Linked DNA regions of Homo sapiens: regions 1, 2 and 3 are each linked to region 4. Evidence: chromatin contacts called from ENCODE Hi-C or POLR2A ChIA-PET data. All regions are on one chromosome and are shown on one strand. The core of a region is the stretch at or near the end of the contact, and the rest is flanking DNA. Distances in the headings are between cores, read along the strand shown.

Evidence for each region. A loop is a pair of places that touch in the nucleus more often than their neighbours do. ChIA-PET counts read pairs that join two places held with the same protein, here RNA polymerase II (POLR2A). Pooled maps may share reads with other maps.
Region 1: a pooled map shows a loop between it and region 4 (2.6-fold over the local background). The contact joins the enhancer-like site here to the promoter of LINC01991 in region 4. A Hi-C loop is called at or near these places in 2 of 37 single-sample maps with no recorded cell type and 2 of 50 pooled maps. POLR2A ChIA-PET finds 5 or more read pairs at or near these places in 1 of 52 experiments (MCF 10A).
Region 2: a loop to region 4 is called in a pooled map, with 6 times the contacts of the local background. The contact joins the enhancer-like site here to the promoter of LINC01991 in region 4. A Hi-C loop is called at or near these places in 6 of 50 pooled maps. POLR2A ChIA-PET finds 5 or more read pairs at or near these places in 4 of 52 experiments (BJ, K562, OCI-LY7 and 1 more).
Region 3: a map of OCI-LY7 shows a loop between it and region 4 (5-fold over the local background). The contact joins the enhancer-like site here to the promoter of LINC01991 in region 4. A Hi-C loop is called at or near these places in 1 of 168 maps with a recorded cell type or tissue (OCI-LY7) and 1 of 50 pooled maps. POLR2A ChIA-PET finds 5 or more read pairs at or near these places in 2 of 52 experiments (OCI-LY7 and Panc1).

Annotation. Positions count from the first base shown.
Region 1 is chr3:187,827,478-187,830,607 of GRCh38, forward strand. No RefSeq gene overlaps it. Among named protein-coding and RNA genes, the nearest start is that of BCL6, 84 kb to the left of the region's middle. Within about 2 kb of position 1,619, at least 3 of the 41 ENCODE cell types and tissues checked have a DNase peak (open chromatin) inside an H3K27ac peak, as active enhancers do.
Region 2 is chr3:188,121,857-188,125,014 of GRCh38, forward strand. No RefSeq gene overlaps it. Among named protein-coding and RNA genes, the nearest start is that of LPP-AS2, 31 kb to the right of the region's middle. Within about 2 kb of position 1,460, at least 3 of the 41 ENCODE cell types and tissues checked have a DNase peak (open chromatin) inside an H3K27ac peak, as active enhancers do; they include OCI-LY7, where a contact is called at or near this core.
Region 3 is chr3:188,216,406-188,219,274 of GRCh38, forward strand. The region is part of intron 1 of LPP (LIM domain containing preferred translocation partner in lipoma); the gene reads left to right. Among named protein-coding and RNA genes, the nearest start is that of FLJ42393, 39 kb to the left of the region's middle. Within about 2 kb of position 1,477, at least 4 of the 41 ENCODE cell types and tissues checked have a DNase peak (open chromatin) inside an H3K27ac peak, as active enhancers do; they include OCI-LY7, where a contact is called at or near this core.
Region 4 is chr3:187,974,819-187,977,979 of GRCh38, forward strand. LINC01991 (long intergenic non-protein coding RNA 1991) reads right to left here and starts at 1,589. Exons shown (of 3, transcript NR_135538.1): 1 at 1,508-1,589.

The sequences.
Region 1 (3,130 bases), core at 369-2,868, 150 kb before region 4:
TGCAACCCCCGTCTCCTGGGTTCAAGTGATTCTCGTACCTCAGCCACCCAAGTAGCTGGGACTACAGGTGTATGCCACCACGCCCAGGTAATTTTTGTTTTTTTTAGCAGAGATGGGGTTTCACCATGTTGACCAGGCTGGTCTCGAACTCCTGGGCTCAAATGATCTGCCCACCTCAGCCTCCCAAAGTTCTGGGATTACAGGTGCAAGCCACTGCACCTGGCCCCTGAACATCTCATATTCCACAAGAAGGTCTATTTCAGGACTTGGTAGACAGGACTGCATACCCCTAAGCCACTGGTGTGCTGGAAAATGTTTAATTACCAGCTCTTGAGAGGATGGAGATCTCCCCTCTTGTGGTATTTGCTAATTTCCCACCACAGCCAATGTCAAGCTGCCAACATGACCTCACTGAAAGTGGACCAGAGGAGGGGAATGCCATTGGCTGTGGTGAGCTGGGAGGAGCAATTCTGGTACCATGGCCACCAGCAGTCCCAGTGCTCTACAGCCAAGCCCTGAGATCTTTGCACCTGATAGTCTTACGCCTGATCACGTTACTTATTTATTTTATTTTGTTTTTTCTTTTGTCAGACCTGGTCAACAGGAAGTAATTGCCTGAGCTCTTTAAAGCAACTGAGCTGAATGTCAGGAAACTGGAGTCCTAATCCAGGCCCTTTTTTGACTGACTGAGTTGGGATAAGACTTTCTACCTCGAGGATCATCAGGTGCAAAATGAAAAGGTTTGAAAAAATTAGGAGTTTATGGGGTTGGTATCTTGGCCTCCAAATCTCTGAGAGTGGTTGGAGGACAATTAAAGTAGGACTCCTGACCCGTCTTCCACCAAAGGTGCTTTGCTTGTGTATACTTTATATACAACTCCAGATCAGGTTTACCTGGAAGGTGAAAGAAACAGGTTCCACTGATTATTAAACGAAGGAATGAGTGCTGAGGCCCCGTCAGCTGAAATGTTTTCTATTCCTCCATGATTCCAGAACAAAACTCTCAGCCCCACCCATACACTTTAAGAAGGAAGCACAGAAGGGGTGGTTGTGGGAAGGAGAGCTGGCAGGGTGACCAACCCCAAAGAACAAGGCAAGGGAGCCAGACAGGCCAGGAGCACTGGACGGGCCCCTGGGATGCTGCACAATTCCTAGCATGCTTCTTCTAGAAGACTCCTCCAACAATCTCTGTGAAAAGAGAAATATTTTTACCTGCCCTTGGATGGCATTTAGGTCTGGGGTAGAAGGTGGCAGCTGTTTAACAGCCCATGGTAACACTGCACAGCAATTAGGGCAGGAAGTGAAGAAGGCTGTATCACACAGAAACTGCCAAGGTGGAATTGAGGTCAAGAGATTGCAGTTCCTCCAAAGTGAATTCACCCTTCTTCCCACCTGGATGGCCTCTGCCAGTGACTGGGGGATCTAGGGGAGCAAGAGGTGGTTTTCTAAAGAAGAGGGTCCTTCATAAAGGTGTGATACAGCATAGGTACTCGTGGGCAAGGGCAGGGCTTTTGAGAATGCCAGTGCAGAGACCACTCCACTGCTCTTAGGAATCGTGTGTCTAGTGACAATGTGGAGGGGAGGTTGAAGGGGAATCACTGGGCTGGGGAGACCAAGTGGCAGATAAGAGGTGTTGCCTAAGTGACAGACCATACACCTGTCAATCAAGAACAGTGACAGGATGGACTTTGTTCTCAGGGGCCAGGTGTTTCATTAGGGAGTACAATTTCATGCTCATACTTCTCTTTTTGACATTTCCGGCCTCTCCATAGTCCCTGTGGGTTGGATCTGTGCTTGGCAGTTCCTCTGATTGAGGGAAAGACAACCTTTTCTTGTGTGCTGTATTTATACTCAGGCATGAAATAAGACCGAGCAAACGTCATCCCAGAAACCTCAGGCCACTTGAGAGAATTTCGATCTGTAAGTGTAAAAGTAGCACAATGTCTGCCTCTCTCTTCACACTTGGGCAGAGGGGTTTGAGGAGATGATGATGATATTCTAGAGCAGTCAAAGAATTTTAGGGCTAGAAAGGGCCTTGGAGATGGATTTTAGGTCAAAAAGCTTAAAAGACTTATGTTGGCTCTACTTTTTTATTTTTTTTCTTGAGACAGAGTCTTGCTCTTGTTGCCCAGGTTGGAGTGCAGTGGCACAATCTCGGCTCACTGCAACCTCCATCTCCCGGGTTAAAGCAATTCTCATGACTCAGCCTCCCAAGTAGCTGGGATTACAGGCACGTGCCACCACTCCCAGCTAATTTTTTTATATTTAGTAGAGATGGGGTTTCACCACGTTGGCCAGGCTGGTCTTGAACTCCTGACCTCAGGTGATCCACTCACCTCAGCCTCCCAAAGTGCTGGGATTACAGACGTGAGCCATTGTGGCCAGCTGGCTCTACTTTTAACGTATCCAGAATCCAATCGCTTTTCCCCACCTGCAGCTATCCTTCTGATCCAAACTTCCAGCATTTCTTCCTGGAATATTGTGATCACCTACTACCTGCTTCAACCCTTGCTTCTCTCTGCTTCAATCCTGTGCCCCTTAGTATATTCTCAGCACAGTAGTGAAAATAATCCTCTTAAGATGTGCATTGGATAATGTCACACTTCCACTCAAATCCTTGCCTTGGTACCCCATTACTCTTGAGAAAAAAACTCAAGTCCTCAAAATAGCCTACCAGGCCCTACAAGACTCACCCTGTATTGCCTCTCTGACCTTATCTCCCATTACTCTCCCAGGTACTCCAATAGCTGACCACACTGCTCCAGCCACACTGGCCTCCTTGTTGTTCCTAGGATGTGCTCCTATTTTAGTCCTTTGCCCTCCCCTGGCACACTCTTCCTACAGACATATGCTCAGTTCACAGTCTCCTCTTCTTCAAGCCTGCTCATGTCTCACCTTCTCCCCCAGGCCCCACCTTGACCATGCTATTTACATATCAGCCTGCAAGTTGGTACCTGTTCCCCACTCCAAATCTGGGACTTCTGCTCCCCACCCCTCCATGCTGCTCTACTTTTTTTCCCCATAGGACTTAGCACCTCCGAACACAGCAGACAATTTTCATATTTATTGTGTTGATTAATATTTGCCCTTGCCTGCTAGGATATAAACTCAACAAGGGCAGAGATTGTCCT
Region 2 (3,158 bases), core at 210-2,709, 150 kb after region 4:
AGGAGAAAGGCTGCGGTTCCCCAAAGCATACAGGATATCAGGTTGCTCCCAATGTGCTAGCTAAGGCTAAAGTATGAGGTTCTCCAGTGCAGGTCACAGGGCAAACAGGTGAAGCTCTCAGTCACTTGGGTGCAGAGTGGCAGCTTCCCACACCTGAGGCCATTCTATCCCACTACTCCTGCCTTCAGCCCTGCTGTTTCAGCAGCCCTAATCATCAGAAGGTTGCATGGGCCCAGGTTGCACAACTCAGGGTCCCTTCTAAGACCTCTGAAGTCACCCACCCCAAATTCTTCCCCATCCATTCCTAGTACATAGTTTTCCAAAATCTCCCTATAGGTAGCCTGTTTCATCTTTCGGGGACTTTGATGATTAAGAAATATTTTGGGTCAAGGTGTGGGCCAAGGTATGTCTCCCTGTAACTTTTACCATTGGTCAAGTTCTGTCCTCTGAGGCCTCCTGTGACAAGTCTGCCCTCTCTTCCCTGTGGAAACCCACCAGGCCTTCGGTGACAACAGGCAAGGCCTTATGAAGTCTTCTTCTGGGTAAGGAACTCTGTTTTTTCTGATGGCATGGTTTTCGGCTATCTTACTCTCCTGGCCTGTAAATTCTCCACATTGCCAAACACGACATGAGACTTGGGGGATAAAAGATGTAGGTTTGAGTAGTGTGTCCACCAATGGGCTCTATTGCATAACACAGCTAAATTGAAGTTTTTATTTAGGGCGGATAAAATGTTGAATATAAACTTATAAATAATGAAGTGCTGCATAAAGGATTGTTATTACTACTACAGCTACTCTATATTGCTACTAAAAATAACAATTACCCCTACTAAATCAAGAACACAATGCAGCTGTCTTCTGAAACTACAGAATAGGAAAGAGAGCTGTCTTTTGCTTCGTCATTATATTCCTATGCCTTCAGCCTAACACCACTGTCGCTGTTTTGGTAAGCTGTATCTCAGAGTTGGCTCAGCCAGAGCTTACAGGCAACCAAATATTGAAGCTGCAGTTGTATTACACATGCTGCTGTCGGCCTAGGTTTTCCCAGTTCTTGTTATTGTAAAGTTAAGGGATTTACATTTGTCTCTGACATTTCATCATGTTTGTTTCACCCTGTTCAGATACTTTTGGACTATGATTCAGCCATGAAAAACAGTGCTTTCCAATTTTGGCTTCATGTCAGAATCATCTTGGAAAATTTTCTTAGCATAAATATTCCTCCTGAACCCTAGTCTCAAGATTTTAATTAATTTATTGTAGGGTGGGACTCAGGAAGCCATACCTAAAACAAGCATTTTAGGTGGTTCTTATCAGTGAAAGCATGAGGTTCCATCAGCCTGCATTTGGAAATCCAGCGTATACCACAGCCTACTCTGCTCAGTGTCACCTGAGCACTGGATAAACATGGCTTTTCTTTTAGGAAATCTTCTAAAGGGTAAGAAAATATCTACATCAAAGGTCAGGTGAAGACTGTCACAATGTTTGCATTCTGTTAATGTTGTACTTTCACAAGTCATTTCCTTCCTCATTCTCTAAAACAACGTAGATACAGCAACCTACAGATGAGCAGGACATAGACACAATGCTCCCATATGCCACTTTCTTTCCCACCAGGCAAGGTCGTGCCTTCTCATATCAGAAGTGTGCAATCCGGCCAAAAAGAGCATCCAGACTTAGAGTCCAGAGAAATTGACTGAGTAGGCATGTAAGTTGAAACCAATTTACCATTCCCTATTTTACCAACATTTCATCATTTCATTTTACTGGGAAGCCCCAGAGAGGTGCATTTACTTGCCAAGTTCACACAGTTTCGTCTAAAGTGATACGGGAAGATTCTTTCTGGACTTGAAGGAGCCCTATGTCTTCTTTACTGACTTTGATGATTCATTCATTCAGCACACACATACAGAGAATTCTCTGTGTACTAGGGAAGCATTATGTGTGGGATGGAGTAGAAAGAAATGAGACATAGTCCTTTTTCCTTTATCTCATTCTTGAAGTCCAGTAAGACAAGACCTATACAAAAATAACTGCCCAAGGTGGGCAAGAATGAATGCCATAAAAGGTCAAGAAAAGGAAGAATCACATTTTCTTCCTTCTAAGGAAAAGAGTTCTTTTGATCTTTCAGTTAAAAAAAAACAAAACACTAATTTCTCATTAAAAAATATGCTGCATTAAATCCATAATTATGTCCATGTGATCCCTTCAATGTCATCTCCTACATGGTACAGACCCTGCCATTTTTTAAATTATTTCAATAACACTTAGCATAATACAATGCACACCAAGGACTCACCTCTACCTTCAGTCTAAATCTTTTTATTCTTAAGTCCTGGGCATTAGCACAATTTTGTTACTAAAGACCTTTGAAAATGTCTTAGCTCTGTGACTACTGAATTTCTTCATATGGATCTACTTTAAAAGGCTTTCCCCACATTACTAAGGCTGTGGTCTAGTTCTTATATACCACTTGAACAAGAGCCTTCTTGTTACATAAATCCAGAGATCATTCCTCTAAGCCCCTGACTCATTGTTCTCACAGCTAGGCATTTCTGAAAACAAGATGCCATTTTGTTTCTAGGGTCAGAGCTCAAATCTTTATTGCCTCTGGTGAGATGATATTCTGTTCGCTTTCCTCCATTTAAGTATATAACATACCCTAAAGTATGTGCTAATTAATACATCTGTTTGTCTTACAAAGCAGTCGAAAAGCATGTATTTAAACTGTGATTCACATTTTCCCTTTCAGCCCGTCTGCAGATTTTTGTGCATGAGGAGCCTGATTACATTACTATTTTAAAAAGCCAATTAAAAAGTTCACTAAGTGACACTGGTGTGTTTTAGTGCAGGTAATAGAAGCATAAAGCTCTATGTGGCATTAACAAGCTGAAAGATACAACTGGATTTGATGGCAGAATTCATTTCTTCATCTTTCCAAAACAGTCTTCTGGAAAACAACTATGTATCTGTCCCAGAGGCAGGCCATGGGCACGTAGTCTGCACAGGCACTTTTAGGTTACAAAACAGTGAGCCATCTGTGGATGCACTCAGAGGGTTCACTGGCAAAGTCTTTATGGCTACTCCTTTAGAAAAAGAAGGGCTGGGTTGGGCGTGGTGGCTCATGCCTGTAATCCCAGCATGTTGGGAGGCTGAGGT
Region 3 (2,869 bases), core at 227-2,726, 240 kb after region 4:
GACTACAGGCACTTGCCACTACACCCCACTAATTTTTGTATTTTTAGTAGAGACGGGGTTTCACCATGTTGACCAGGCTGGTTTTCAACTCCTGACCTCAGGTGATCTGCCTGCTTCAGCCTCCCAAAGTGATGGGATTACAGGCATGAGCCACCACACCCCACCTAACTCTGCTCATAATGCAATGTTTCATCTGGGCAATGCCCTGCCCCTTTCTGAGTCTCACTTTTCTCACCTGAAAGAGGAGGTTACTGTTGATGACAGTGAACATTTAGGCTGTGCTGAGTTTTACACTAAGCATCCTGTCTCTAACTCTCCCAACACTCCCACAAGGCAGGTGCTATTATCCCCATTTTACTTTTGAGAAAATTAAGGCCTAAAGAAGTGAGAAAGCTTGTCCAAACCGCTATAGCTCTTGGGCAAAGGCATTAGTGACCAATGTGTATTTGACTCCAAAGCCCAGGATGTTAGCCACAGTGCAGGGCTACTATCCTTTTATACAATCTGTCAGGCTTCTTCCATCCGTGGCATGTATTCATCTAATTTTATTAAATCTTTATTGAGTTTCCACTTAGGTGCCTTGCACTGTTCTGGGCATTATCCCAGTACTCGATTTAGAGCAAAGAGTAAGACACACACAACAACGATCTCTTGGTGCTTACACGCTGCTGCAGGTGTGTGAAGGAGGCAGATAAAGGAACACTTAAACAAGAGGGACTGATAAGTAACCCAAGGGAGGAGTCACAAAGGGCATTCTGACTGTGAGTGAGTGGGGAAGGACTCTGGGAGGTTATGTTTAAGCTGAGATCTGAGTGACAAGGAGGCCACCTTGTAGAAGTTGGGGGAAGAGCACTGCAGGCAGTGGAGACGGTCAATGCAAAGGTCAAGGCTGTGAAGTGGGAAGGAGTTTGTGTTTGAGGAACAGAAGGAGACTGATGTGCTGGCAGGATGTGGGCTGCAGGGGAAGAAGCAGGAGAAAAGAATAGGGTCTAGCAGGTGGTGGTAAGTGAGAGACCTGAGCTTCTTAGACCTGAGTCCAGATGTGATGGGTTATGTGTTACAGGCATCTTTCCAGCTGCTGTGGAGGGAACCTGATAGTAAAAGGGAGTCAAGGGTAGAAGCAAGAAGGTTAGGCTAGACTTTTACCGTAATTCAGGTGTGATGTGGTGGTAACTTTGACTAGGGCATAGAAGTTGGGCAGGAGAGGTAAGTTTGGGGCATGTTTGGGAGTGATCGTCTATAGGATCTCAAGTGTGATTTCCTTCAGAGAAATGCTGAGCTAAATGGGCAGGAATCTGGGATACTCAGAGGGAAATGAAAATAGGTGCCCTAGGGGGTTGCCCAGATAAGCAGCTGGCGTTCCAAGACCAAAGAGTATCTGTTTCTCACCCCTCTCCCATTTAGTTTCTAACCTTGAGCTTTGGGCCAGTGCACAGAGGATGGTGGCTTCCTGCCTTTGGCTTCCCAGCTGAGAGCTGTTGGAACGCCCCAAAATAAGCCCTGCAGAACGTGCAGCTTCCTTTGCTCTCCCTGGGTATTTTTGTAAAACATTCTTTCCCACCAAGAATGAGGAACGTTCAGAGTGATGCTGACTTTATGGGCTGTATTTAACATGTTGTTTTTTCATGGTGTTGTCTGTTCATGCAGAGATTTCTGTCTCCTGTAAACTCCCTGGTAAGGAATCTTCAATCTCCATGTGAGATGGGTCTGGAAGGCTCAGTGGGAGCCCAGAAGAGCTGGGGTTTGAAAGCCTCTCCTTGTCTTGAGGACTGGACTGCGGTCCAAGGGCACCTACCAGCCCTCTTTTTTCATTTACATTTGAATTCACAGTTGCTGCCCTTTGGCAGTTCCCTGTAATTCCTTTTAACAGGCTGGGCTTTCCTGCAGATACTTCATTTTTCAGGTCTTGGAGAAGTTAGGTAGTGGCTGAATCAGGTAGAGAATCCAAAATTCTGACCAAGCCCCATCCTCTAGCCACCAGGCCAAAGCAACTTAGCTTGTGACCTCATCCTCCTGTGTATCCCCTGGCAATCTTATACTATAATCAGCCTAAGCCCAGAGATGCTCAGAAATCATACACTAAGTCATCTAAAACTCATTTCTGAGGCTTTCTCATGCGCCCCTCTTGCAGTCTGTAGTTACCAGGTTTTCAAATAATTAGCATAATCTCTTAAAAACAGTGTTTTGTTATTGCTCATTCAAGTTTCTTCTAAAATTTCTTTTATATTACCTATTCATTGAGTTGACAAACATTTATTGAGTTCTTACTGTATGCCAGGCATTGTGCTAGGTGCTGGGGATTGATTCAAAGATAATTTGGAGGCGTATGGAAGGGGAGTGGATAATTACAGCACAGTGAGATAAGTGCTATAATAGGGGGATATATAAAGAGCCAGAAATAGCACTATGAATAACATCTTTGAACAAATTGCCTTCTTTTTTCCTTTTGGATTATTCCCTTATGTATATTGCCCAAAGTGGGATTACTGGGTCATTTAAAAGATGAAAACAATTTGGCACAAAAAGATGTAATGACTTGCCTGGGGAATACAGCTCAATTTTCAACAGAGAAAGAAAAAATTGTTGACAAATCCAGATTTAGATCACTTTACCAGGAAGATGGGGCAGTTTTTATACTACCCTTTCAACATGGTGGCTTTTAGGGGCGGGGTGGGGGGGATTTATTCTAAACATGTTAGCCTGCGTGTAGGAATCACACGTCCTCATATTTAATCTCACAACTTGATTGTTCTCACAAGAACCTAGCTGTATACATATTATCGTTTCCATTTTACAAATGAAGAAACTGCACCCTTGATAAAAGGAAGTAAGTTGCTCAAAATTCCATAGTTAATAAGTGTAGAATCCA
Region 4 (3,161 bases), core at 339-2,838:
ATTAGTCCCACAATTTTATTCCCCAGGGAAGATAAAATTTACACGCTTCCTGTAATCAATCAATCCCACAAACCTCTTGAAACTTCAGTCAGAAAATTTGCAAACTGCTAAGCAATACACAACTTTTTTTATAGGTGGCAGACTAGAGGTGGGAAGGGAACATCAGGCTCTTTGATACATGTAAACGAAAACATGTTGGTCTTTAAAGAGTTATGATGAACTCTCGGTTTTTCAATAGGAGACTAGAATTTTAAAATCATAGACAGTAGAGCCAGAAAACCTCTTAGAGGCCATTTTCTAATGTATCCTCCCCCCACCCATTTTACAGAAAAGGAAACTAAAACTCAGACAGACGTGACCTGCTTCCAGTTATACCACAAGGTAAAATCAGATAAAATCATGAGCTGTGTCCCTTTCTGCATTTAACTCAGCACACATTTACTAAGCACCAACCAAATTCTTGCTGAAGAAACAAAGATGGATAAGTCGCAGAATGCATCTTCAAGGAATTCAGAGTCCATTAGGGAGACAGACATATAAGCAGATGATTCCAGCACAGATTGGCATGTGCTATATTAATGATACAGAGTGCTATGAGAATACACAGAATTGGGAGTGGCTAATTCTGCCTGGGGTTGCCAGGAAAGTCTCCATCCAGGAGTGGGCATTTGAGTGCATTGACAGATAGAGTGGAAGAGCATTCCAAGCAAAAGGAAAAGAGTGAACTAAAGCAAGGGGACGGGAGAGAACACAGCTTGTGTGGAAAGCCCCACACAAATAGTTTGAAACAGCTGGAGGGTTTATAGAAGGTGCTGCAAAACCACCTCAGGGGATGTCACTAGGTCACAGCTGCCACCCTCCACCTCATTTGGCATGCTCCCTGGGGCTACGGCCTGTGTCCACCTAATGGGCCAGTATAACACCTGGCCAAGTGCCGATGGCATGGTGGGGCTTAATGAATTCCCTTTGAAGATGAGAGGATTGTGAGGGAGAAAAGAATTTGCCACTCAAGTGAGTCAACTGGAACGGAAGGTGTGTCCTGGCTTCTGAGACCTAGCACTCTGGCTGGTTGACCAGACAGCCGAGGTCACCTCCCCTGGGGCCACAGGGTTCTACTTGGGAACATCAAGTCTTTTTTCAGCAAGTTGTTCCTAAGCCACAACACTCTGGCTCACCCCCTGCCTTTGTAGTTTTACCAGTATAATTGATCCCAGAGCTCGGTTTCTGCCATACCCCTTGGTTTCCTAGGGAGTGATGATATATGCAGGCCTCCTTGGAGCTGCAGCACAGCCCAGGCCTCCTGGGGGAGAACACGGAGGGATATGTAAGAGGCAGACATAAATAGTCTTGCACTGCAGTAGTCATCCTTTTGGGTGCTCTGAGCTTCCTGTCCTGAGCTAAGATTTTCCTCTGGGGTTAGCTGAGGCACAGAAAGATAAACAAAGCTTTAAAGTGACTCCCCTCATTGGAAAGCTACAAGCACTTCCAAGACACCATTTTTTCCTACCTTCTGATAAGCGTGTCTAGGCTTCCCATCATCACACCCTGTGAAGAATCCGTAAGGTGTGTATGGGAAGAGGAGAGACCACTTGAGTATGAGACGTCTTTCAAGTGCCCTCCCACATATGCTAGGTCTACAAAATGTCAAAACAGCCAGGCAAATCATGCCAGGATTCATCATGGCAGGGGGAAACCAGTCACCCCTGATACTCACCATTGAGCAGCCCAAACAACTCTTAATGACTAAGGTTTTTTCCACTTACACCTGGTTCTTTTGCTTTCACCACACAATCGTGTTAGCAAATGAGATCCTTGAGTAAGCAAAACAGGTCCTTCACCGATTATCTTGTAAAAACACATTCCATATCCTACTACAGATATTTAGAGCAAGCAACATTTATTCACCTAGGTTTTTCAAAACACGCCTCCAAGCCATTTTTACCATGTAGTTGCTATGATCTGAAAAATCAAGTGTGTGCACAAGCAGGCAGCCAATGGCTTGCGAGAGAAGGATAACTGGGCAAAGAACAAAATTAAAAGCAAGTCACAGATGCAGAAAATGCACTTACAATTTATGTAACTGGATTAGTACCCAGAACACAGGAGGAAGAAAATTCTACACATCCATAAGGAGAAAAAAACATAGAAATAAATGATCAGTCTATATCAACAAGGAAAACTCTGAAAAGGAAATAATCCTAAAAGAAATGGAAAGATGCTTAACTTCACTGATACTCAAAGAAATGCAAAATAAAAAATTAGGAGATGCCATTTCAGACCCATCAGATTGGCTAAAATTTTAAAAGTCGGACAACATGAAATGTTTGACATGATAAAGCAATGACAAAACATGTAGACACTGATGATAGGACTGTAAATGAAAAAAAGCCATTTTGGATAGAAATTTGGCAATATCTATCAAATTTGAGGTTTAGTAGACCTTATATCTTAGCAATTCCACTCTTGGTATACAACCAAGAGAAGCTCTTGCATACAACCAAGAGAAGCTCTTGCATACCTACATAAAAAGCCTTGTATTTAAGAGAATTGTTTTTAAAAGAAAAAAGTAATTTAAAAGTTCATTAGTAGGAAAAGGCTTTATAAATTGTGATACATTCATATGAAGGGATATTATATCAAATTTAAAGTGAGTGAACTGAAACTAACGTATCAATATTGATACATCTAAAATAATAATGTTGAATACAAAAGCAATTTTTAGAATAATCAATATTATTCATGCAAATTTTAGTAACATGAAGTAATACTATATATTGTGTTGTACACATACTTACGGAGTAAATCTACCAAACATGGACAGGACAGACGCATACATCTTTGAGACGGTAGCTATTCTGGGGAGGAAGGAAAAGGGCTGGAAGGAGGCAAGCGACAAAGGATACAGTTATTTTTGGATTTCGCTTCTTTAAAAAGCTGAACCAGGTATAAGGAAATGTTAACATTCTCAAAAAATCATGGTGGTGGGAATGTGAATGTAAGGGTCAGTATAAGTTAGGTTTTGCTGCAATAACAGAAACCCCAAATCTCAATGGCTTAAAAGAGCAAAGATTTCTTTTTTTATTTCATACATTGTAGGTTGGCAGAAGGTGCTGCTTGTTGTTGCCACTCAGGGACCAAGGCTGACAGAGCAGTCACCACCT